Regions from separate parts of the Homo sapiens genome. Here all the other regions are linked to region 3. The links are chromatin loops, found by intact Hi-C in ENCODE. Cell type or tissue: endothelial cell of umbilical vein. All regions are shown on one strand. Region 1 has its middle 10 kb from the start of LINC01925. Region 2 overlaps COLEC12 (collectin subfamily member 12). Region 3 overlaps CLUL1 (clusterin like 1).

The links. A loop is a pair of places that touch in the nucleus more often than their neighbours do. Peaks named below come from ENCODE experiments on the same cell type or tissue, not always from the same donor. Only the 100,000 strongest peaks of a DNase experiment are listed, where the experiment ranks them.
Region 1: it touches region 3 in a loop (2.7-fold over the local background); 3 of 110 quality-filtered maps call a loop at or near these places.
Region 2: it touches region 3 in a loop (6-fold over the local background); 2 of 110 quality-filtered maps call a loop at or near these places.

The regions. Positions count from the first base shown.
Region 1 is chr18:521,708-529,707 of GRCh38, forward strand. No RefSeq gene overlaps it. Among named protein-coding and RNA genes, the nearest start is that of LINC01925, 10 kb to the left of the region's middle. In endothelial cell of umbilical vein, no CTCF peak of the experiment used is centred here; DNase peaks (open chromatin) are centred at 2,954, 3,544, 5,244 and 5,504; H3K27ac peaks cover 2,735 bases.
Region 2 is chr18:329,217-337,216 of GRCh38, forward strand. COLEC12 (collectin subfamily member 12) reads right to left here. Exons shown (of 10, transcript NM_130386.3): 6 at 5,526-6,014; 7 at 3,791-3,927; 8 at 2,452-2,561. Among named protein-coding and RNA genes, the nearest start is that of THOC1, 65 kb to the left of the region's middle. In endothelial cell of umbilical vein, no CTCF peak of the experiment used is centred here; DNase peaks (open chromatin) are centred at 3,065 and 6,745; H3K27ac peaks cover 346 bases.
Region 3 is chr18:612,740-620,739 of GRCh38, forward strand. CLUL1 (clusterin like 1) reads left to right here. Exons shown (of 10, transcript NM_001393344.1): 3 at 5,249-5,367; 4 at 6,474-6,622. The coding sequence starts at 5,262. LOC105371952 (a long non-coding RNA gene) reads right to left here. Exons shown (of 7, transcript XR_935082.4): 7 at 7,913-8,000. Among named protein-coding and RNA genes, the nearest start is that of CLUL1, 20 kb to the left of the region's middle. In endothelial cell of umbilical vein, a CTCF peak has its summit at 3,835 (motif pointing left); a DNase peak (open chromatin) is centred at 3,812.

The DNA of each region.
Region 1 (8,000 bases), 91 kb before region 3:
TTGTTTGTATTCTTAGTGGAGATGGGGTTTCACTGTGTTAGCCAGGATGGTCTCAATCTCCTGACCTCGTGATCCACCCGCCTCGGCCTCTCAAAGTGCTGGGATTACAGGCGTGAGCCACCATGCCCGGCCTTATTTTTCAATATCTAACACCAAATCTCACATACAGCATGACCCAGTGAACGCTTGTTGTATTGTTAGGTTGAATGAAACACAGGTAAATCTTTCCCACTAGGTCTTCTGTTGTTTTTGTTTGTTTGTTTGTTTGTTTGTTTGTTTTTGTTTTTGTTTTTGGAGACAGAGTCTCGCTCTGTTGCTCAGGCTGGAGTGTAGTGACGCAGTCTTGGCTCACTGCAACCTCCACCTTCCAGGTTCAAGCCATTCTCCTGCCTCAGCATCCCAAGTAGCTGAGACTACCAGTGCATGCCACCATGCCTGGGTAATTTTTGTAGTTTTAGTGGAGACGGGGTTTCACCATGTTGGCCAGGTTGGTCTCGAACTCCTGACCTCAAGTGATCTGCCCACCTCAGCCTCCCAAAATGCTAGGATTACAGGGGTGAGCCACCGTGCCTGGCCTCCACTAGGTCTTCTGTCTTCTCTTGGGTAAATTAAGGAGTTAGACTGGATGACCTGTAAGAGTTCTTCCAGGCTCCTCCTGCCATTGTTATGCTTTGAATGTATAGTTTAACTGTAACTCATGTAAAAATTATTATTTATAGATAACATCAGTAAATCTTTGATGTTTCAGGCCTCAAAATATGATGGCAGTAAAATTGATGGTTGCTTTAATAAATGTTTCCAGTTTATCCTGGTTTGGGGGCTTTTTCTTTGTTGTTGTTGTTGTTTTTTTCGGCTAAAGATAAAACACAGATGAAGACCATCAGGTAAAAGGTATGTTACTGCAAGTTTATATTGTACGTAATTACTTTAGACATTTTAATGTAGTATTTATATTTTTGTTTAAAGTACTTGATTATGGTTTTATTCCAATGGGAGTCTTTCATTTGCAGTTGTTTGGACTTTGTGGTATTCTTGTTTTAAGGATTTAAAAATCCATTCAATGGAGATCTTAGCTAATGTAGTACAACTGAAATAGTTTGGAAATCGGAAAATTCCTTTCAATCTCTTTGCCTGGTTTGGCTACCCCACAGTTTTCAGGTTCCAGTTGGAGATTTCAAGCACCTGTAAATGACATGAAATCTAAGCAAACTGAAAGTGTGGTTCAGGTCACTCACCGCCCAAGAAAATCTGCCGTTCATTCATTTCACTCATTTGACATATATTCATGCAACCCCTACCAGGTACCAAGCACTGGGAACACAATTGTGACAAGACAGTGGTGGTTCCCACCCTCAAGGATCTTAGTGTTTACCGGGGAGAAAAAACAATTAAACAATCAAGAAAAGGCCGGGGGCAGTGACTCACGCCTGTAATCCTAGCACTTTGGGAGTCCGAGGCGGGTGGATCACTTGAGGTCAGGAGTTCGAGACTAGCCTGGGCAACATGGTGAAACCCCGTCTCTACTAAAATACAAAAAATTAGCCAGGCATGGTGGTGGGCACCTGTAATCCCAGCTATTCCGGAGGCTGGGGCAGAAGAATGGCTTGAACCCCGGAGGTGGACGTTGCAGTGGGATGAGATTGTGCCACTGTAACCCAGCCTGGGCCACAGAGTGAGACTCTGTCTGGAAAAAAAAAATCCAGAAAAATACCATGTGTAAATGCTAGTAAGTTAAGAAGCTTCTGAGTGCAAGAAACAGAACACCCAATTCCAACTGGGTTAACAACAAAGGAAATTTACATATACCTGTGAAGTTCACACGTAGGATGGCTTCAGGAAGATTTGTTCCAGGCAGCTCAAAGCATGTGACAAGATCAAGCACTTTTTTCTCTTTATTTCTCAGCTCTGGTTCCATGACAAGCTCTTTTGTCATCACATTTGTCTATAATCCCAAGATGGCTGCAGCAACTCCTAAAGCTATGTGATTCACATATAGCAAGGAATAAGGAATCTGCCTCCCATTCCCGGCATCCTGACTAAAGTCTCAAGATGAATTCTGATTGGGTCAGCCTAGGGCATATCCCTACCCCAACCAATCACTGTGCACAATGGGAGGAAATATGTCGATGGGCTTAGCCTATATCATGTGTTTCACCCTTAGGGCCAGGGGTGGAGATTGTGTAACCAGATTGAAATAGAAAGGTGTTAGGAAAGGGGCGGGAGATGGGGGATGGGCTAGAACCCCACTAACGTTTACTACAAGTGCTGTGATAGAAGAAAAAGAAAAAGAAAGAAGAAAAAGAGTGCTTTGAGAGCAAGTAGTACTTTGGAAAATAGGATAGTGTAGCACTTAGGAGTAAGAGCTCTGAAGTCATACCACCTGTGTGTGAATGCCAGTTCTGCCAACTTACCTTCTGGCCCTGTACTCTGCCTCTTCAACTATGAAATAGAGATAATGATAGCAAGTTACTCCTCAGGTTAGTTTCAGGATTAAATGAGATAATGCATGTAAAGAGACTAAGACAATGCATAGGACTCTTAGCAGTTTTTATGTATTAGAAAAGGCTTCCAGGAGGAAGTGGCATTGACATGAAATCCCGAAGAATGAGGAAAAGTCATCTAAGGAAAAAAGAGGATTGGATTTTATGAGAAGCGAGGCTGGCCTCTCAATGTTTGGCCGTAAATGGAACTTGTACCACCTCAGAAGGAAGTATTTTTCGTCTCACTTTCTAAATGAAATGTGTAATGATTTTACCAGACATATAATTTCTATAATGACCAGTGAGAACTAGCTTCTAAGAAGGGCAGCAATGTGAAACTGGAGCTCAAGGAAAGAAAAAGTGGAAATAAAAATCAGTTTGTGCAGATTATTTTTGGAATTTGGCTTTCTTTTTTACAGGTCTGTGTATGTGAGCAAGCTCTTTGGATTTTGAGGGCATCTATCCAGCTATGTTTGGTAGATTTATAGCAAGAGACTTTTTTTTTTTAAAGGGGAAGAGGGAGCTTCCCAGTTAATTATTCATAGGTCATTGAAGCTAGTGAGAGGTTGGCCCCAAAGACACATAAGACCCAGTGAGGGCTGGGTGCAGTGGCTCACATATGTAATCACAGCACTTTGGAAGGCTGAGGCAGGAGAATTGCTTGAGCCCAAGAGTTTGAGACCACCCTGGGCAACATAGCAAGCCCTTATCTCTACAAAAAACAAGCAAACAAACAAACAAAAAACTAGTCAGGTATGGTGGCATATGCCTGTAATCCCAGCTCCTTGGGAGGCTGAGGTGGGAGGATCACTTGAGCCCAGGAGTTCAAGGCTGCAGTGAGCTGTGATCACACTACTGCACTCAGCTGTGATTGCACCACTGCACTCCTGCCTGGGTGACAGAGCAAGACCCTGTTTCTTAAAACAAAACAAAACGAACAAAACAAAACAAAAAACAACTGGTGTCCCCGCGTGTAGAGTCTATGATTTATGAGTCGTGAGTCAGAGTAGTGTGAACAACTACAAAGTGAGTCCATGGAAAGGAAATGAGCCATCTTCCAGGGAAAGCAAACCCCAACCCACTTATAATGGAGGTCAGGGAGGACAAACTGGCCTTAACCAAACCCCTTTCCTTCTCATGCTCAGATCCAATCTATACTGTGTCTATGGTTACCACCAGCAAGCTATAGAGGGCAGCCAGCACTCATTCAGTAAGCCTTTATACAGCCCCTTCTGTGGCTGAGGCCCTTCTCTGGGTACTTTGGAAAATAAAAAAATGTATCAAACACACACCCTTCCAGGTTCTCACCCTCTGGGAGTAGTAAGGATCGCTAGCTAACATTGACTGATCATGTCCCATGAGCAAACACTCCACTGACTGCCCTGTGAACATGGTTGTTACTATGATCGTCCCCATTTTACAGATAAGGAAACTCAAGCTCTGAGAAGTTAAGTAACTTGCTCCAAGCACCACAAGTGATCAGGGACAGAACCAGGATTCAAACTCATGGCTATCTGACCTCAGACAGTTTGCTTTTAACCCTGCCTGTGCTTTCTGAGTTGCAGAGACTCATTGTGGGGTTTGTGGGAAGTAGGTACAGCATGTCTATGGACAGCTGTGCTCTAGTTTCTTTGCTGGGCAGGGAAAATTATGAGAAAGTGTGAACTGCAATTGGCTGGTGTGGATTGCCAAAATGAATTGTTTTGACCATTTTCTGTCTGTTAGTCACAAAGATAGTTGAGATCTCATTTGATTCTTCATGGTGAATATTCATTTTCTTTCAAAAGAGTAATATTGAATATTGTAGTGCTCATTAGACATACTTTATTGATCCTCATATATATGCACAGAGTTTTTTCTTTTCTTTTTTTTTTTGAGACAGAGTCTCGCTCTGTCACCCAGGCTGGAGTGCAGTGGTGCGATCTCAGCTGACTGCAAACTCCGCCTCCCGGGTTCACGCCATTCTCCTGCCGCAGCCTCCCGAGTAGCTGGGACTACAGGCGCCCACCACCATGCCTGGCTAATTTTTTTGTATTTTTAGTAGAGACGGAGTTTCACCTTGTTAGCCAGGATGGTCTCGATCTCCTGACCTCGTGATCCGCCCGCCTCGGCCTCCCAAAGTGCTGGGACTACAGGCGTGAGCCACCGTGCCCGGCCTGCACAGAGTTTTTTCTAATCATAAAATTTAAATTCTGGTTGCTTTTATCTTGAGCCTTAAATACAATTTTAGTTCTATGATAGCTACTGCATTAGTCTGTTCTCGCATCACTATAAAGGACTACCTGAGACTGGGTAATTTATCAAGAAAAGAGGTTTAATTGATGCACAGTTCTGGAAGCTGTATAGGAAGCAGGGCTGGGGACGACTCAGGAAACTTACAATCATGACAAAAGGCAACGGGGAAGCGGGCGCGTCTTACGTGGCCAGAGAAGGACGGAGAGAGAGCAAGAAGGGAGGTGCTATACACTTTCAAACAACCACATCTCGGGAGAATTCACTCACTATCATGAGAACAAGGGGAAAATCCACCCCCATGAGCCAATCACCTCCCTCCAGGCCCCCTCCTCCAGCACTGGGGATTACAGTTCGACATGAGATTTGGGTGGGGACACAAATCTAAACCATATCAGCTACAAAACTATAAGCTTAATAGAGGAGTGAGGCACAGTGACTTACACTGTAGGCTACTTAGGCTGCAGTGAGTTATGATCATAGCACTGCACTCCAGCCTGGGCCACAGAGTAAGACTCTGTCTCTTAAAAAAAAAAAAAAAAGGAGAGTCACGTAAGTTTCACCAATTAAATGTGCATTATTCCCCACTGTAACTCATATTTTACAAGTAAGAATTTTCAAAGATCCTCTGTGTGTATACCTGTGTATGTGTTTGTGTGTGTGTGTGTGAGAGAGAGAGAGAGAGAGAAGAAAATGGTTGTCTCATTGAAATATTAGTAAGTTTGAAAATTTTTCTGATTTTTTTTTTTAGGGCATAAAAACAGTCATTTCTCCTCCTTCCTTTCCTGATTCATGTTTTTATATATAGTAAACTTACCGTTGCTAAAAAAACATTTGAAACCTTTATACTGCCACTTTAACAGTATTTCAACAGAGCCATAATCTTCCTGATAAAGTAAAATTACACTGGTTCTTAAGAAAACATACCAAGCAAGGACTATCTCAAGAATGTGTAAGTGTTCTTAATCTTATTTCCTGACCTCTTTAAAGAACAGATATTCATTTAGTTGAAATTCCCTTTGGCAACTGTTAATGCAGTTTCTGGATCTTCCAAGAGAGTAACCTGAGTTTTTTGTTGTTGTTCATAGCATATAGAGGTGGTTCTCAATTTTTTGTGTTTGCTGAACACTGCTGAATATAGATTTGGGGGTGGCACATTTGAAGTGATTAAAGTACAAGTACCTCACTATTCTGCTGCCTGGCTGTCAACAAAGTTGTTATTTGAATAAGTCTATCGACATGTTATTCCATCACACTGTGGATGCTCAGCTGGAGACCCTAGCTGTGGATCCTCTGGTGTAGGGGTGCAGAGAATAGGCTTTGCAGTCATGCACGTGAATTTGAATTCCTGCTATGCCATTTGTTTAGCTGAGTGACATTGAACAATTTGCTTAAACTCTCTGAATTTCACATTCATCAAAGAATCAGGGCAATAATACCTCCCTTATAGAACTGTTGTGATGATTAAATGAAATGATTTATGGAAGGTACTTAAAACACAGTGATCTCTCAATAAATGCCTGCTATTGTCAAGTATCAGTCTTTCAGATGTTTTTTAAAGGGCCTCATCTTTGTGATCAGTTCAACTGCCTGTGTCTACACTACTGACTTATTCAATGATCTCTCCACTAAAGCCTTCTATTGTTGTCTAACAGTGCACTCTAATAATCTGCAGTCCCAAATTAGTTATGGTTATTGATAGTGTTGGCCTCTTGAGGGGTATGAGTCCCATGAATATCTAGACCGATGAGGTTGTTCTTTACTACCCTCCCTTACCTCTTAGACAGGGGTTACTGATACAGGAGCTAGAAAGAAATTATTTAGGCAGATAGTAAGGGCAACAGAGCCCTCTGCGGAATTTCCCTTTTTTAAAAAAAGCAGCTGCTGGATCATTTATTTTCTAACAAAGAGTAGCCTGAAAAATCGAACTGCAGACATAGATAAGCAAGCTGGAAGCTTGCATGGGTAAATGCCAGCAGCTGTGCCAATAAAAAAGGGCTACCTGAGGGCCAGGTATATTCAACATGGAGGCTCCATCCTCCCTTTTCTTTGTCACCACGTGTATAGTAAAGAACCAGGTAACATAGCATCTACCAAGTAGAGAACTCATCTGCATAATAAGAGATTAGGGGTCCTGGTGCAGTGGCTCATGCTTGTAATCCCAGCACTTTGGGAGGCTGAGGCTGGTGGATCACCTGAGGTCGGGAGTTCAAGACCAGGCTGACCAACATGGAGAAACCCCGTCTCTGCTAAAAATACAAAATTAGCCGGGGTGGTGGTGCATGCCTGTAATCCCAGCTACTTGGGAGGCTGAGGCAGGAGAATTGCTTGAACCCTGAAGGCGGAGGTTGCAGTGAGCAGAGATCACGCCATTGCACTCCAGCCTGGGCAAAAAGAGCGAAACTCAGTCTCAAATAAATAAATAAATAAATAAATAAATAAATAATAAGAGATTAGGGTGGGACGCCCAGCTTCTTCACGTGCTGTGCAAATGGCACACCTGGTCCAACCAATCTTTTGTGCCCTATGTAAATCAGACACCGCCTCCTCAAGCTCATTTATAAAACCTGCATTTCACTGCAGAAGTGGCAATCCATTTTCTCCAGGGCCCCTCTCTGTTCAGAGAGCTCTTTCTTTTGCCTGTTAAACTTCTGCTCTGAACCTCATTCTTTGTGTGCCGGCGTCCTAGTTTTCCGTGGCCATGAGACCACGAATCTCAGGTATTTACCCCAGACCACAGTGCTGCTTCATTACCACGTTCCTGATTCCTAAAGGCCCAGGGCAGATTGAACCCTAAGTTCAGTTTCTACTCTAGGTGAAATTTTAGGAAACTTCCTGTTGGGACAGGAGTTTGCTTCAAAATCAAGGGCTCTGGCCAGGTGGGATGGCTCATGCCTGTAATCCCAGCACTTTGGGAGGCCAAGGTGGGTGGATCACGAGCTCAGGAGATCGAGACCATCCTGGCTAACACAGTGAAGCCCCATCTCTACTAAAAATACAAAAAATTAGCCGGGCGAGGTGGCGCGCGCCTGTAGTCCCAGCTACTCGGGAGGCTGAGGCAGGAGAATGGCTTGAACCCAGGAAGCCGGGGTTGCGGTGAGCCGAGATTGCACCATTACACTCCATCCTGGGTGAACAAGCGTGAAACTCCGTCTCAAAAAATAAAAATAAAGAAAAATTGTGCAATGAAGAAATTTGGTTACCCTATAAATTAATAACTAGAATTATAGTAATAGTGAATGTCTATTAAGCATGTATAATGTGCCGGGCACTATGCAAAACACTCTA
Region 2 (8,000 bases), 280 kb before region 3:
CATAGACAGTAATGTTCCAGCTCAATCCATTCCATATGGGCCAATCCAGTTTTTTTCTTGGGGAAAGGCTTAAGATTGAATTTCTTAGTGAGTCTAACCCAGACCTTTGTGCATTTACGGCAGTGAAAAATGTGGAGAAGATGATTTTTTGTTTCAGCTTCTCCCAACTCTCTTAAAAAAAAGACCCCGGCGCTCTTGGCTGTCAAAAAAGCAGAATTTTGTCTTTTTTAAAAAACAGTCTCTGTCTCCCATCCCATCCCCAGCTCCAACCTTCTACAGCTACTGTTTTAGATGGTGATTCCTGCAACTGTTTTGAGTCTCCTAAAGTGTGTCCCTGCTGTGTTGGGCACTTTCCTTGGCTCATCAGGCAAAGTCTCAAGTGCCAGATTATGCCAGGGGGTACCCCTTCCTCTCCCCAGGACAGGCGCAGAGGAGCCGACGAGTCTCTGACAGGCCTGCAGCAGATATCCACTTGCCCTTAAGGGCAGTCTGAGGCTCACCTTCAGAGCAGACCTAAAATCTTCTAATGTTCCAAATCAATATTTCGCCACATGTTTATTTTTTATAAAGAGCTGGCCTGGCTAGGTGCGGTGGCTCATACCTCTGATCCCAGTGCTTTGCGAGGCCAAGGTGGGAGGATCACTTGAGGCTAGGAGTTTGAGACCAACCAGAGCAACATAGTGGACCACGTCTATCCAAAAACTTTAAAAATTAGCCGGGTGTGGTGATGTGCACCTGTGATTCCAGGGACTTGGGAGTCTGAGGTGGGAGGATCGCTTGAGCTGGGGAGATAAGAGGCTGCAGTGAGCCATGATCGTGCCACTGCCCTTCAGCCTGGGCAACAGAGTGAGACCTTGTCCCTTAAAAACAAACAAATAAAAACAAAAGAGAGATGGCCTTATTCTGGTTTCCTCCTTTATCCTCTGATCCTACTCACATGGAGAATTTGAAAGTACAAAAGAGCCTGTTTATCCAAATGCACATGCACACGCACATAGGGACATTTAAAAAACTCGATCTGGCTTCTCCATCACCTCTGACCCTCCTCCCTGCTGCTCAGCTGATACAGGGCTAGGCCTCCATGCCCATGAGACTCTCTTAGGCCTGAAACACCCTTGTTTTCTCCTCTCCTGGGACAGCCCCAGAGGCCACACCGTGGACTTTGCCTAGTGCTCTCAGAAGGTGCTTCCAATGCGGTGATGCTCCTGTGCCTGGTGGAGCCCTGCAGGGTCTGGCCTCTCCGTCCCCAGCAAACTAAAGGTTACTCAGAGGGTTTTTTTTTTTTTTAATTTTATTTTTTTTATAAATTCTGCTTCATTTGTTACAGTTCCTTGCAATTTTCACACCCGTCAGAGGCAAAGCCAGAGTATGGAGATGTGATAATCAAACTGATGCAATACAGTCATTGTTAGATCTTTGGGTAGAATTAGGGAAGGAGCTAACACCCCCTAGGGTAGGATGAGGCCCTGGAGACTTCTAGGTTATCCAAGAAGGTACCTCAAAGTGATTCTATTCTTTGTTGCTCCTTTCATAGAACTTAGGTCACATGGAACTTATGGGGAATCTTCAAACCTCTAGGGGATGGTTATCCCGCAAATGCAACTTTGTTTATAGTGTATTTTAACTTACTATGAGTAGGAAAATCACACATTTGTAGTTTTTTTTTTTTTTTTTCTTTTTTGAGATAGAGTCTTGCTCTGTGGCCCAGGCTGGAGTGCAGTGGCGCCATCTCGGCTTGCTACAACCTCCGCCTCCTGGGTTTAAGCAATTCTTCTGCCTCAGCCTCCCGAGTAGCTGGCATCACCCGCATGCGCCACCATATCCGGCTAATTTTTGTTTTTTTTGTTTTTTTAGTAGAGACGAGGTTTCACCATGTTGGCCAGGCTGGTCTCGAACTCCAGACTTCAAGTGATCCGCACACCTCAGCCTCCCAAAGTGCCGGGATTACAGGCGTGAGCCACTGTGCCCAGCCAGGAAAATTACTCATTTGTAGTTTCTAATCACACTCTGCCTAGAAGCCCAACTAGGGGTCAGGGGCACCCACAGTGTGATCCTGAAGGGAGCTCCCCAGTCCTTGGAAACACGCCTGGGGCGAACGCTGAACATGCCTGAGGTTGCCTGGGCTTCATCATCTTTTCCCATAGCATTTAAAGAAAATGACTTGGCCAGAAGTATTATGCTGTGTGGTTTTATGAGTTTCATGATTTTTTTCTTAGAAATGAAAAAAAATTCACTCCATGAAAAGAAGAAAGGAAAGCCTTATTTGACAGCGTATCAACTGTCAACCACGATTTCCCCAGGGGAAATATGCAACTGGTACCAGGAGCCCCGGTTTGGGAGGAGCGTCTAGGACACGAGGTCATTAAGGAAGAAACTGTTGGGAGTCGGGCAAGAAGTGACAACAGAACAGTGAGAGCCTGACCACCAATCTGGAAGCTTCTGAGTACTTACTTGTAGTCTGGAGATGTCCCATCCAGCCACTTCCATTCATTTTCACGCTCTGAGTCTGTGAGGCCGATCCAGTGGCTCTCTCTCCCTACCATCTGTTTTTTTATCCATTGCTGAAAAACAAAGCAGGGGTGGTGCGTGACTATTTTTCAGAACAGATGTCTCAGGCCTTTTTCTTTTATTTAACATTTAGAAAAAAGGACAATTTAAAAGAGGATGGTTGTCAGAATGTGTAGCCTGCTTTTGCTTTCTGCTTTTTTCTTGCTACTTGCTTTGTTTTGTGCTGTTTGGGGGGCTTTGACTTTTTTCCTCTTACAAGTTTACAACGGATGTTAAAGTGAGGCTCTTCCTCTAAATCACTCAGACAACCCAGTGAATGTCCATTGGTCCCACTTCCTCCTACCACCCACCCATTTCTCCCATGTCCTAATCATAGGAATAGTCATGATATTCTTGGGCACTTCCTCTGGGCTGGGCCCCACGTGCAGTGTGTTGCACGCAGTGTGTCTCCAAGCTTTTATAACAACCCACTGAACAAACATGAGAAGTAGCTGAGCTGGGCTTGGGCCCTGGTCTGTGTATTCTAAAGCCCAGGTGCTTGGTCACTGTCTGCCGTGTGCTCATTCCAGTCAGTTACTACAGGAAACATCTGTTTACAGGATTGTGTCTGCTGGAGATAACTTAGGGAGAAGGGAGGAGGCCACTGGAATTGGTGTGGTATCAAAGAAAGCGCTGCATTGTTGCTAGATGGGCTGCAGTTTTGGTCTCAGTCTGCATAAACCTTGCCGGGCCTCAGTTTTCCTAGCCGTCAAATGAGGGTAATAATAATACCTATGTTCTAGGGTTGCTGTGAGGTTCAAGGGAGCAAATGCCTCTCACGGTGCCTGGCATATAGAGGGTCTAATGAGTGGACACTAGCATTAGCATGCGTGGGCTCTGCCTCCTCAGCCTTCTTCGCTCTTCCTGACTCCTCTGGAGCCATGCGTGGTCCCTTGCACCCCACTCCATCCCTACAGTGTTCATGCCTCTCTCTGTCCCCACAGGTGCCTGGTGGCAGCCCTCAAGCTTCTCTGCATTATAATTATTTCAACAGCCACCAGAAGGAGCCACACATCTCCAGGCTTGATAGGCAATATCTTCCAGGAAGAATCATGAAGATACAATTCCAATGCCACGAATGCTTCTAGCCACTGGATGAAACCCAAATCTCTGTAATGTTGCCTCCCATGTTTACGTGACTAGGAATTCGTGATATCTCTGAATCCCCAACAAGCCTGCAATTTCCAGATGTAAACTATCCTTAAATTATAGTTTTCCCCAACCAAGTATGTGGCAGGCATACCTGTTCCTCTCTAGTGTTTATGAAAACAAGATGTGAAGACTTGTCTTCACAGAAAAGCTTTGCATCCTCAAAAATTTCTTTCTCAACTGAAAAATAGTAGCATTTGTCTGTGAAGTTCTTCCAGTGAGGCGGGCAGCCTAGGAATGCAAAAGTGGAAAACATTGATTAAAAGATCACAGAAAGCACTCTGCCTTTCTTCAGCTGTGTTTCAGAGGCCAAAACTGTGGTCCCGCTGGGAGCAGCCTGAGCGTCCCTGCACGAGGCCCACAGCTGACGTTCACGGACGTGCTCGCAGCAAGCATGACCCAAAGTGGACTGCAGAGCACAAGCCAAAACCACATAATCTGGAAAAGATCTTTGACTGGGTCTTTGTTCTTCTGTGTCTGGATCCGTCTTCACAATGACAGAAATAACAGAAGCAACAACAAGAAGCAGGGCAGGCACAGATGTTCAGCGTCAGTCTGGAATCATACGGAACCCAGGAACACTTGGATGTGAGAACCCAGCACCAAAACTGGGCTCACGGATCAACAAAAATAACCCGGGCCTCACCGACCAAAATCAAGTAGAATAGCGGTTGGGTCAAAGGAGAGAAAAATAGGCTTGGTTGCTAACCAAACATTCGAGTTTTGCCAAAGGTTTAATTATCAAAAGACTAGAAGGCACCGTAACATCTAACACCTTTCTCAAAAAGAAATTAAATGTAGTCATCAATAGCAGAGGGTTCCATCCACATGTTGATGGAGCTAACCGAGGGAGCCCATCTATCTCCAGAGTGAGGATGTAAAACGAGGGAAGAGCGCTCAGGGCGGCCAGCAGGCTTCCCTGAAGGAAATGTTTTGCATTGTGTTTGTCTTCTGAGGGCTGGCTCCTATAAATAAACAAGTGCAAGAGCCAGGTGCAGTGGCTCCCACCTGGAATCCCAGCACTTTGCAAGACTGAGGCAGGAGGGTTGCTTGAGGCCAGGAGTTCAAGACCAGCCTGGGCAACATAGCAAGACCCTGTCTCTACAAAAAGGAAAATAAAAAATTAGCCAGGTGTGGTGGCATACCCCTGTGGTCCCAGCTACGCAGGAGTCTGAGTGGGAAGATCACCTAAGCCCAGGAGGTCAAAGCTGCAGTGAGCTATGTTTGCACTACTTCACTTCGTCATTCCAGCCTGGGTGACAGAGTGAGACCCTGTCCCATACATACACACATAATACATAAAACAAATGAGCACTAGAGAACCCAATGGCGTTTAGAGAGAAACACATGCCTGGTATGGAGGCCTGTTCTGGCAGCAGGGCTCCTGTGCCAGCCCCTATGATGCCTTTGCTGTTAAATAATATGCAGCGGGGGACAAGACGTGGTGGCTCACACCTGTAATCCCAGCACTTTGGGAGACTAAGGTAGGTGGATCACTTGAGGCCAGGAGTTTGAGACCAGCCTGGCCAACACGGTGAAACCCCCTCTCTACTAAAAATACAAAAATTAGCTGGCTGTGGGGGCACACGCTTGTAGTCCCAGCTACCTGGGAGGCTAAGGCAGGAGAATCACTTGAACCCGGGATGTGGAGGTTGCAGTGAGCCGAGATCACGCCACTGCACTCCAGCCTGGGCAACAGAGTGAGACCCTGTCTCAAAACAAAAACAAAAACAAAAATAACATGGGTGGGGCCACACACTGGGGGTTGGCTCAGTCTCAAGCACATGCACTGCCCTGTCCCCCTGGCTGGAGGGAGGGCTTGGACTTACCATTGTCCTCCGGTGCTGGGGTTGGCTCATTCTGCAGGGCCAGGGGCACCACCGCTCCTGATGGGCCAGGAGGGCCGGGGGGGCCCTTGGGGCCTGGCATGCCTGGTACCCCAGGCAAGCCTGGCAGTCCCCGAGGTCCAGGCACCCCAGGCTCCCCAACGGTGCCCTGAAGTCCCTGGAAGCCAGGAGGGCCCTGAGGGCCGGGGAGTCCCTCTTTGCCTGGTGGGCCCGGGGGGCCTGGGTCCCCACTGGAGCCCTGAGGGCCGGGCTTCCCAGGGGAACCACGGGAGCCTTTGGGGCCCTGGGAGCCTTTAGATCCTTTGCCGCCACGCTCTCCGGGGGGACCAGCTGGTCCAATTGGGCCTCTCTCACCCGCAGGGCCAGGTGGTCCAGGCTCCCCCTTCTCTCCTTTCTGTCCCTTGTTGCCAGTTGGGCCAGGGGGTCCCTGGGATCCTCTGTCACCTCTTGGACCCCTGGGGCCCGGTGGACCTAAAGCATAAAAGAAAAAGGTGTCAACATGAAATCCACTGTGAATGATAGTTATGAATAATTTTTCTTCTTATAAAATCTCCAAATTAAAAAAACCTAGCATACAAAGTATATACAGCAGGGAAAGACCATCTGTTTATCATACTACTGTAGACTGTTATGGGCTAAATTATGTCCTCCTCCAAATTCTTATGCTGAAGTCCTAACCCCCAGCACCTCAGGATGGGACTTATTAAGAGACACGGCCTTTACAGAGGTCATCGAGTTAAAACGAGGTGACATGAGTGACCCTAATCCAATAGGACTGGTGTACTTAAAGAAGAGGGGATTAGGTCACAGACACATAGAGGAAAGATCGCTTGAGGGCACAGGGAGAAGATGGACTCCTGCAAACCAAGGAGGGAGGCCTCGGAGGAAACAACACTGCTGACACCTTGATCTTGGACTTGCGGCCTCCAGAACCGTAAGGAAAGAAATGTCTGTTGTTTAAGCCTCCCAGTCCGTGTACTGTGTACTGTGTATATGGCAGCCCAAGCAAGCCAATATACTGTGTGTTCTTCAGTAAGCTCACCCTTCTTCTTCAAGCTTTTAGAATGTATTGTAACAGTGCACAACGTTTTAGTGCCCCACTGATGTCCTTCATGGTGACACTGACAGCCAGGGGCTTATTCTTCACAGTGACTCACATGATTAAACTGGGTTCTCTTAGTCACCTGGGCCTGTGTTGTCATCAGCAGGAAAGTTGTGTAGACCAGGATCAGGATTTCCTCTTACTTATTTCCTCTTGTCCTTAATTTGGTAAATATTTATTAAAGGCTTATATGACAAGCACCGTGTTAAGGTATTGTGGGATAAAGAACTGAAGGAGATTGATGTATTAATTCTCTCCCCATAACCAAGCCTATAACTTCCCTGTAAGCTTCCTCTCTGTTGTACCCCAGCTGGCATGCCTGTGCTGTCCACCAAAGCTGTGGGGGTGCTGCTGTCCTTAGGGCTGGGCCTCACTCACCCATGGGCCAGCTCAGAGGGACGGGAGGTCTCTGTGGGAAAGCCTGGTGGGACTTTGCTGCCCATTGTGGACAGGTGTCCAAACTCTCTGGGTGGGTTTGTAAGTCTAATAATACACATAAGGAAGGTAGGCTAGAGAAAAAAGGTATGTGGACCATCTAATTGGGAAGAAAAGCGAATACTGCTCATCCCCATTATCCCACAAAGAGGCCCATGTAACACAGGATTGTTTTTCTTTCTTTAATTTCTCAGGGGTAACAGGAAATTTCACACAAATAATCTCCTACCAGGAACTGTATAGTGAATGACAATTTTCAGGGTACTTTCACATACATTATGCCACCTGACCTTGCCTGTGCGGTAGAATTCTCATTGCATAAATGAGGACATGTAGGGCCAGAGATGCCAAACTATTTGTTCGAGGATACTTAGCTACTAGGAACAGATACCAAGGAGAGTAAGACATGGTCAGTCACAATCTAGTAGTGGAGCTGGGGCATGAACTCAGGTCTTCTGATGTTGAAATGAATGAATCTTAGAGTTTCTGAAATCTCACAATTCTGCATGAATAAGTAAAAGGCCACACTTAATCTCTCTCTCTCTTTTTTTAGAGACAGAGTCTCACTCTTTTTTTTTAGAGACAGTCTCACTCTGTCACCCAGGCTGGAGGAGAGTGGCATGATCATAGCTCACTGCAACTTTGCACTCTTGGGCTGAAGCAATCCTCCAACCTCAGCTTCCTCCCATGTAGCTGGGACTAGAGGCTTGTGCCACATTGCCTGCTTTTTTTTTTTTTAATTTTTAATGTTTTTGTAGAGATAGGGCTCTCACTGTGTTGCCAAGGCTGACCTCGAATTCCTGGCTTCAAGCGATCCTCCCCCATCGGACTCTCCAAGTGCTGGGATTACAGGTGTGAGCCACTGTGCCTGGCCTTACTTTTTCTACAGAAGCAGAAAGCCTCTAAAGTTAGAAGGATAG
Region 3 (8,000 bases):
CTATATTTATTTGTGTATTGTCCAGTTCCCTCCCTTTGGAACGCAGCGTGGGCACCTGCAACGCAGAGACCACTGTATCTCCGGTGCAGAATGTAATGAGTGCCTGATACATTTGCCGAATAAACTATTCCAAGGGTTGAACTTGCTGGAAGCAAGAGAAGCACTATTCTGGGTAAAATGGAAATTTTAAATGTACTTGATATTTATATACATCCTAATCAATAATTAAATTTGTGTAGTGCTGATCTAAACAGATAAATTCTGGCTTCATGATGATGGTGAAGTGGAATATAATTTTCTCATTTTGTATTCAAACTAGATCTTTTTCATGAAAGGATTTGAAGTCTAGATTCAATGCCTACTTTTGCTACTTATGTTATATGAAACTAAAACAATTATTTTATTGTATTTTTTTTGAGATGGAGTCTTGCTCTCGTTGCCCAGACTGGAGTGCACTGCTGCAATCTCAGCTCACTGCAACCTCTACCTCCCAGGTTCAAGCGATTCTCCTGCCTCAGCCTCTCGAGTGGCTGGGACTATAGGTGCGTGCCACCACACCCAGCTAATTTTTGTATTTTTAGTAAAGATGGGCTTTCACCATGTTGGCCAGGCTGGTCTTGAACTCCTGACCCAAGTGATCTGCCTGCCTCGGCCTCCCAAAGTGTTGGGATTACAGGCATGAGCCACTGTGCCTGGCAATAATTTTAGTTTAGTCTGAATTTTTTTTTTTTTTGAGATGGAGTCTCGCTCTGTTGCCCAGGCTGGAGTGCAGTGACGCTATCTCAGCTCACAGAAACCTCCGCCTCCTAGGTTTAAGCAATCCTCCTGTCTCAGCCTCCCGAGTAGCCAAGATTACAGGCACCTGCCACCACCCCCAGCTAATTTTTGTATTTTTAGTAGAGATGGGGTTTCACCATGTTGACCAGGCTGGTCTCAAACTCCTGACCCAAGTGATGTGTCTGCCTCAGCCTCCCAAAATGCTGGGATTACAGGCCTGAGCCACTGTGCCTGGCCTAGTCTGAATTTTTTAAAAAGGTTATTGGTCTACCTTCCAATGACATTGCACTCTGTGTGGCTCAATAAAACATTTTCATTTATAATAACTAATTTGACCTGCTCAGCAATCTCTAAGCAAGATAGAGTAGCTGTAATTCTTCATTTTACAGGTCATGTCAAATCATTTCGTACATTCCAGCTATGTACGAGAGCTTGGTGAGAATATGTGAATAATAATCACAGAACTTCAGAGCTGGGAGTAACAGCTGGAAATATTTCTTCCAATAATTGCATTTTTTATGAGAGGACGATGAGGTCCAAGTGGACAGGACCATGAGACAATCGTGTGGCAAGGAAGTTGATGCAATTTGACCTCTTAAGTCAGTGATCTTTATGTCCATCGGTCCTTTCCAGCAAGTGAGTTAGCCAACCTTTGCCTGCAAAGGAGGAAATTTTTAATTGAGGATTTACACTCTGCTTCTAAAATTTTGCTTATTATTGTGAATAATTTTCTTTAAGTTTATTAAATGAATGGCTGAATAAATGGACATAAGGAAAGAAGGAAGGGAGGAAGGAAGGGAGGGAGGGAAGGAAGGGAGGGAAGGAAGGAAGGAAAGAAGGAAGGAAGGAAGGAAAAAGAAGAGAGGAAGGAAAGGAAGGATAAGTCTGATGACAGCTGCTATTATATTCTACGTGGATAATTTATTTAGATCCTTATACTTTATCTTTTGTTTTACTTCTCTTATGCATATTCTCCTCAACTTTTTTTCAGTGGGCCAGAGGAGGAGGACTGCCTCTTGTGACTGTGGAAGGACTTCTACCAGGCTAACACCCCTGGCCTCTCACCCTCCCATTTCTCACCCTGCAAAGCAGAGTGCTATTTGATTCATGTTCTTAGTCTGTGGATCTCAGTTGAGGAGAACTCGTTAGAGATTTGCCCTCTTTCTGTCTTTTTGAGACCTTACTGGTGCAGGACAGCAAATCCTAGCTGGTGTCTACAGGACACATGCACTCTTAGGTTACATAACTGCAGGGACCACTGTCATTGTATCCTGGAGCTGGTTCTATATAAGACACAGCCTGAGCAGTATATAGGCTTCCTAGTCTGCTCCTGGCCAAATGTCCCAGTTGGAAGCCCAGAGGTTGTCTGGCTATGCCAGTGGCAGGATGGGCAAGTCTAACTCAAGGGTGACATATTAGCAAGACCTTTATGGCCATGCATCTAAGATGCTCTGTCCAAGCCTGAACTTAGCAACAATAAACCTGACATTTTGAAATCCATCTGATTCCTCTATTTTCCAGTTGATGCCACATGCATCCTCTTGCCATCTTTCTTAATTAAGATGACTTTGCTTCTAAATCTCCTTAATTATCAAGCAGCTATCTACAATATTTTGTAATCCCCTTAAATCTTGAGCATAATGATGTCATAATTATGAAAGTGACCGGATTCACATGAAGTATTGCTTAATCTTAAGAACAAAATGGCAGCTGTGAAAACAGATGAAGTAATTAGAGGAAGAGCCTTTTTGGAAGCTTCGAGATATTTTCAAAGTAATTAGTACTAGTTAGCAATAAAGTTCTGTTCTGAGAAATTGCTCTTAAAGGAGGAACATGGATTAAAGAAAAAAATCTGCTACTAGGAAGTAAGCCATCTTTCTATGTGTGTGATTGGTTTTGCTTCCTGAAAACTGGTTCCGTTTTCAACAAAATTTGGGTCTGTTGAAAAAGAACACGCAGATGCCAGCCTTGATGTCAAACGGGCCCAAACTTGGACAGTGGTAAACTAATGAGCAATGGTGCACAGAGTCAGGGTAAAAGCTGGACAATTTCCTATGACCAACTTTTCCAGGACTCTGCTCTGCTCTTCCTGAGAAAAATACCCAAAGTGCTGCCTCTTCCATTGGCCAACCATGCATCTTTCAGGATAGGACACATCTGTTTATAGGTGTGGATTGTAGTTGCTCATAAGTGACATTAGGCTGTTTAAAATAATAATAGTTCGAGTTTTGCTATGAGCTGATCTGTTTTCCAAGAGAGCTAAGAGTTTTCCAGCTAAAAGAGGGAATTAGTGGGTAATCAAGGCAGCTGACATGGGGTGTGGCTGGGCCTTGAATGTGTGTCACTCTCTGTGCCCAGGCAGAGCAAAGATAAACTCCAGACTGCATGTTGCTCAGAGACCAGGACCAACGTCATAGGGCGCCTAAAAGGCAGGTGGCCCAGTTCAGAATTGTCAAGGTCTGACCTGCTTGGACAAGTGCTGAGTACATAGTAAGGATGGATTGGCTAGTCTCTCAAAACTTGCAAACAGGGCGCAGGTGATCTTGAGATTTCAGTTGCCAGAGAGACCCATCGTGTAGATTCCAGAGTTGGCTATCATGACTAACAGCTGTCTAAGTTGTTTTTAAATGAATCATTAAGGGCTACATTTTCAGTTCAGCTAATCAAGTAGCAAATTACGGTGGGTCTAAAATACTTATCTATTGCATTATGTATATGCTAGACTTTATCACTTTAGTTGGTTATATCGCTTCATATACTAACAGTCAAAAAATGCCAAACGAGAAAACAAACAAACAAAGATGCCACATGACTGTGTAAATACACTTTTCGAACTGTTTTATCTAAGAGTTTACTCACTTTCACATTGTGGCTTATAGTATTTTCAATCTAAGAGACTAATTTTGCTTACATAGGAAACTACATATTTTAAATTGAAAATTAAAAAAATATTTTTAAGGTTTTAATGAGTCCTATCAAAACACATTTGTATATAGGAAGGTAGCCCAAGGTCACTGTTGCCAATTGTGTACACAGCCTGCCCTCTAGTGTTTTCTTCTGAACAGTACCAAATTTTAGATCATAGTTGTAAATCTCAAAATGTTGGGTTAATAGGATTAAACACTGTGTCATCAAACTGATAGGACACAGCTAAATCCCTGACACGGATGAAAATTAAAGCAGAGAAAAACGAAGGTCCTTCCAGAAGCTGGTGGCAACTTCACTGGGGAGATATTGCAAAGTTAGTGGTAAATACACTATATTAATAAGTTTTGTTTTGTAAATAGAGTAATGATAGAAGAAGAGTTAGTTGAAATGATGTATGTAAAATGTGATAACTGCATAATTACTAGTACAGTTGCTAGTTTACGACTGTATTAAAAAGACATTCCAAATGTTGATCAAATAATGGAGGTTTCTGTGGTTGTTTTCTTTTTAAAATAGTAAATATACGTAAAGCAGATAAATATCCCCTTTGTGGGAGTTAAAATAATCTAACTTATTTTATAGTTTTAACTTTATTAAAGCATACGACTATTCTAACTTATTTAACTTTTCTTAGTAAAGTTTTAACCTCTGTATTTAGAATATTTATAACTAATGTGTATCGAATTAAACTCAAAGGGAAATTCATTAACTGAGAAGAAAAAATTTTAACTGTGCACTATTCACATAGCATAATGGGTTTTATAAGGAGTATGAGAAAAATGTGTGTGGTTGGTTTTGCTTTCTTTAAAAATAATAGCGAACCACGTAGGTAAAAACTCACTTGAGAACATAGACTTTTGGAGGGAAATGCCAGGTGTGGTGGCTCACGCCTGTAATCCCAGCACTTTGGGAGGCCGAGGGGGGCGGATCACCTGAGGTCAGTAGTTCGAGACCAGCCTGACCCACATGGAGAAACTCCATCTCTACTAAAAATACAAAATTAACCGGGCTTGGTGGCGCATGCCTATAATCCCAGCTACTTGGGAAGGCTGAGGCAGGAGAATCACTTGAACCTGGGAGGTGGAGGTTGCGGTGGGCCGAGATCACGCCATTGCACTCCAGCCTGGGCAACAAGAGCAAAACTCCGTCTCAAAAAAAAAAAAAAAAAAAAGAATTTTGGAGGGAAAAAAATCCCTCTAACAGATTCGAATTAATTCTGTGTTTCGAGATGTTTACAAAATGAAGCTTGGACTCTGAGAGGATGTGATCTATCCTCTCCATTGCATTGAGTTTCAAGTACTTCACATGGCGGGCTTTTTTAACTGTCGTGAAGAGTTTAAACCAAATAGGGACTAGAATTTGTTTGTTTTTTTAACTTACATTTCAAGCTTCCTTATGTCTCAGGCACATTAGCATAAGTTGTCTAAAGTCATAAGGAAAAATTGACAGAAAAATGCTTTGGAGCCCCAGGTGTTTTCAATTGATGCCAACAGAAACTAACCAAATGGAAGACATTTGATGCGGGTTTATTTTTCCTTTGCAGTAACAGCGGGAACATGAAGCCGCCACTCTTGGTGTTTATTGTGTGTCTGCTGTGGTTGAAAGACAGTCACTGCGCACCCACTTGGAAGGACAAAACTGCTATCAGTGAAAACCTGAAGAGTACGTTTGGTTTCTTATCTGTGCTGTGTCCTGTTTGCATGTTGGTTGTCCTGCTGGCGTTTATAGTGAGTCGCAGTTGAGAGATAACCATATTCGCTGTTTTCACGGTGAAACGTTCTCAAGGCGCTTAAACCAGGTCATCCTGACGCCAAACATCTGGGTAAAAATAGAAAATTCCAATCACGTCTCTGCAGGCGTTCACCTTTCCAGATGTTTGTATCATGTAGATACAACTTGCCAGTTTTTTCACTGCATTTTTTTGTATCATCCAGATGGTTGGTGTCATCTCAGCACAGCTCTAATGAACAGTGAAATACTTTTCTAGCATTTGAAAAATTTAAACCATTAGAGTAATCTGTGCAATTGTTCTTAAACTAGTGAAAGAATGGGTTATAATTACGTTGAATCTGGTTGTTCTGTGGCCATTAACTTGCAACTTTGCTTGGTGATATATACTTTGGGTACTTAATATATAGAAGAACAAATTAGCTAAAATGCAGCTGATTTGGGGTCTGTAATAATCAGAGTCAAGAATGAGCTCCTCAGTAGGCCACGTTGGCTATTTTGAACAGGGAATGACAATGAATTTTAAACTTACTAAGGGCTTATTAAAGGTGTATAAGACACGTCCATTGAGTTATTAAGGAAGCTCGTATTACATGGGATACTTTCTAGGTCTCGTGCCTCCTTATTAGGTAACTGAAGCTGAAAGAAAGAGAAATTGCTGACTGTGTTTGAGGTCCCCAGCTGGGCACTTAATATAAATTATGAAGAAAATGCAAAATTTTCTCTAATATAAACACACTTGAGTCTTAAATGAAAGAAAAAAAATGGATAAATGAAAACAGGGCCTGAGCAAGATGACAAGAATGAGGTTCAGTGAACTCTATTTGTTTAGGCGCTCACAAGTGAGGAGTAGAAGGTATGGTCCGTGTGGCAGCTGGGTCCATGTGGCAGCTGACAGCTAATTCATTATGATCTGCTTTCAGAATATGAGCCTATAAGAGAACAATTAAGCCTCTCTTTTGGAGACATGAAAGGTTGGTGAACTTGGTGTTTTGTAATCTGATCAGATCTCAAAGAAAAAATTGCCACATGTCTTTTAGGTTTTTCTGAGGTGGGGGAGATAGATGCAGATGAAGAGGTGAAGAAGGCTTTGACTGGTATTAAGCAAATGAAAATCATGATGGAAAGAAAAGAGAAGGAACACACCAATCTAATGAGCACCCTGAAGAAATGCAGAGAAGAAAAGCAGGTACAGTCATTGAAAATAATGTCTGTTCTTACACAGATCTGGACCAGAAATACTGCACTTGTTAGTGCGATTGATGAATTACTTATTTTCCTTAGTAATAAATTTCATGGGTAGCTGCTTTTATTTGAGGAAAAGTTTAAGGGAAGCTTCAGATTTCCTTGAAGAACATATTTCGTGTAGGATAGGCTTCTGCAAGACTCCAACCCGGAATCTGGGGGATTCATCTCTGTTTAAGTGCTGCTTTCTCAAAAATAGATTATTCTTGGTCTCTTCTGAGTTAGGATATTGAGTCAAAAGTATTTGAAGAGTTTTTTTTTTTACTAGATCAGTGGTCTCCAGAGTTTTTGTTTTTTGTTTTTTGTTTGTTTCTGTTTTTGAGACAGAGTCTCGCTCTGTCACCCAGGCTGGAGTTGATCCCGCTCATTGCAACCTCCACCTCCTGGGTTCAGGTGATTCTCCTGTCTCAGCCTCCCTAGTAGCTGGGATTACAGGCTCCTACCACCACGCCTGGCTAATTTTTGTATTTTTAGAAGAGACGGGGTTTCACCATGCTGGCCAGGCTGGTCCCGAACTCTGGGGCTCAAGTGATCCACCTGCCTCAGCCTCCCAAAGTGCTGGAATTACAGGCATGGACCACCGTGCCTGGCCCAGAGATTTTTGGTCTCTCATTCCTATGACTAAAAAATTTGTTACCACTCACTCCTAAATATATGCATATTCATTTACTTATGAATTAGATACATGAATTGCTACCATTGATATCTCAAGGCACAATATGTATTTAAGGTGAGATTCATCATTAGCGAGTGTGGATATAAGTCCACATTTCAAATAATCTTCTAGATATTTTGAAACTTTTAGCCGACTTGCCAGATCTGATTAGATCACCATAGTTTTCCCTTGTCACTTGGCCAATAAAGAGCTCATAATGATCAAGTGTCAGCTCTGCCATTTGCTTTTGGTCCGCTTGAGCTTAAATTATTCATTTTTAAAATCTGCCAAGTTTTTTTTTTTTTCAAGAATCTTGTTAAGCCTCCTGTCCATTTAGTGAAGGTTACTTTAGTTAAAACTAGATAATAAAATCCATCAGTCTACCTGAGTTCTCTTACATGGCAACTCATTACAATTGGGTGCATGTGAACAGAGCAAGGGAACTATAGTTGATTCTTCTGGAATGTAGAGGATCCCCTTTTCCCCAAGGTCATCACATACAGTTGGGCACACACAGTATCTGACATATGCATCTCAAGAGAGTACCATGTATATCCAATAATGCATCAGCCTAATCACTTTTTCAAATTCAAATAGCTTTATTTAACAGCTATAGCTTGAATTACATATTTTATCAATGGAGAATACATATTATATTCAAATGTCT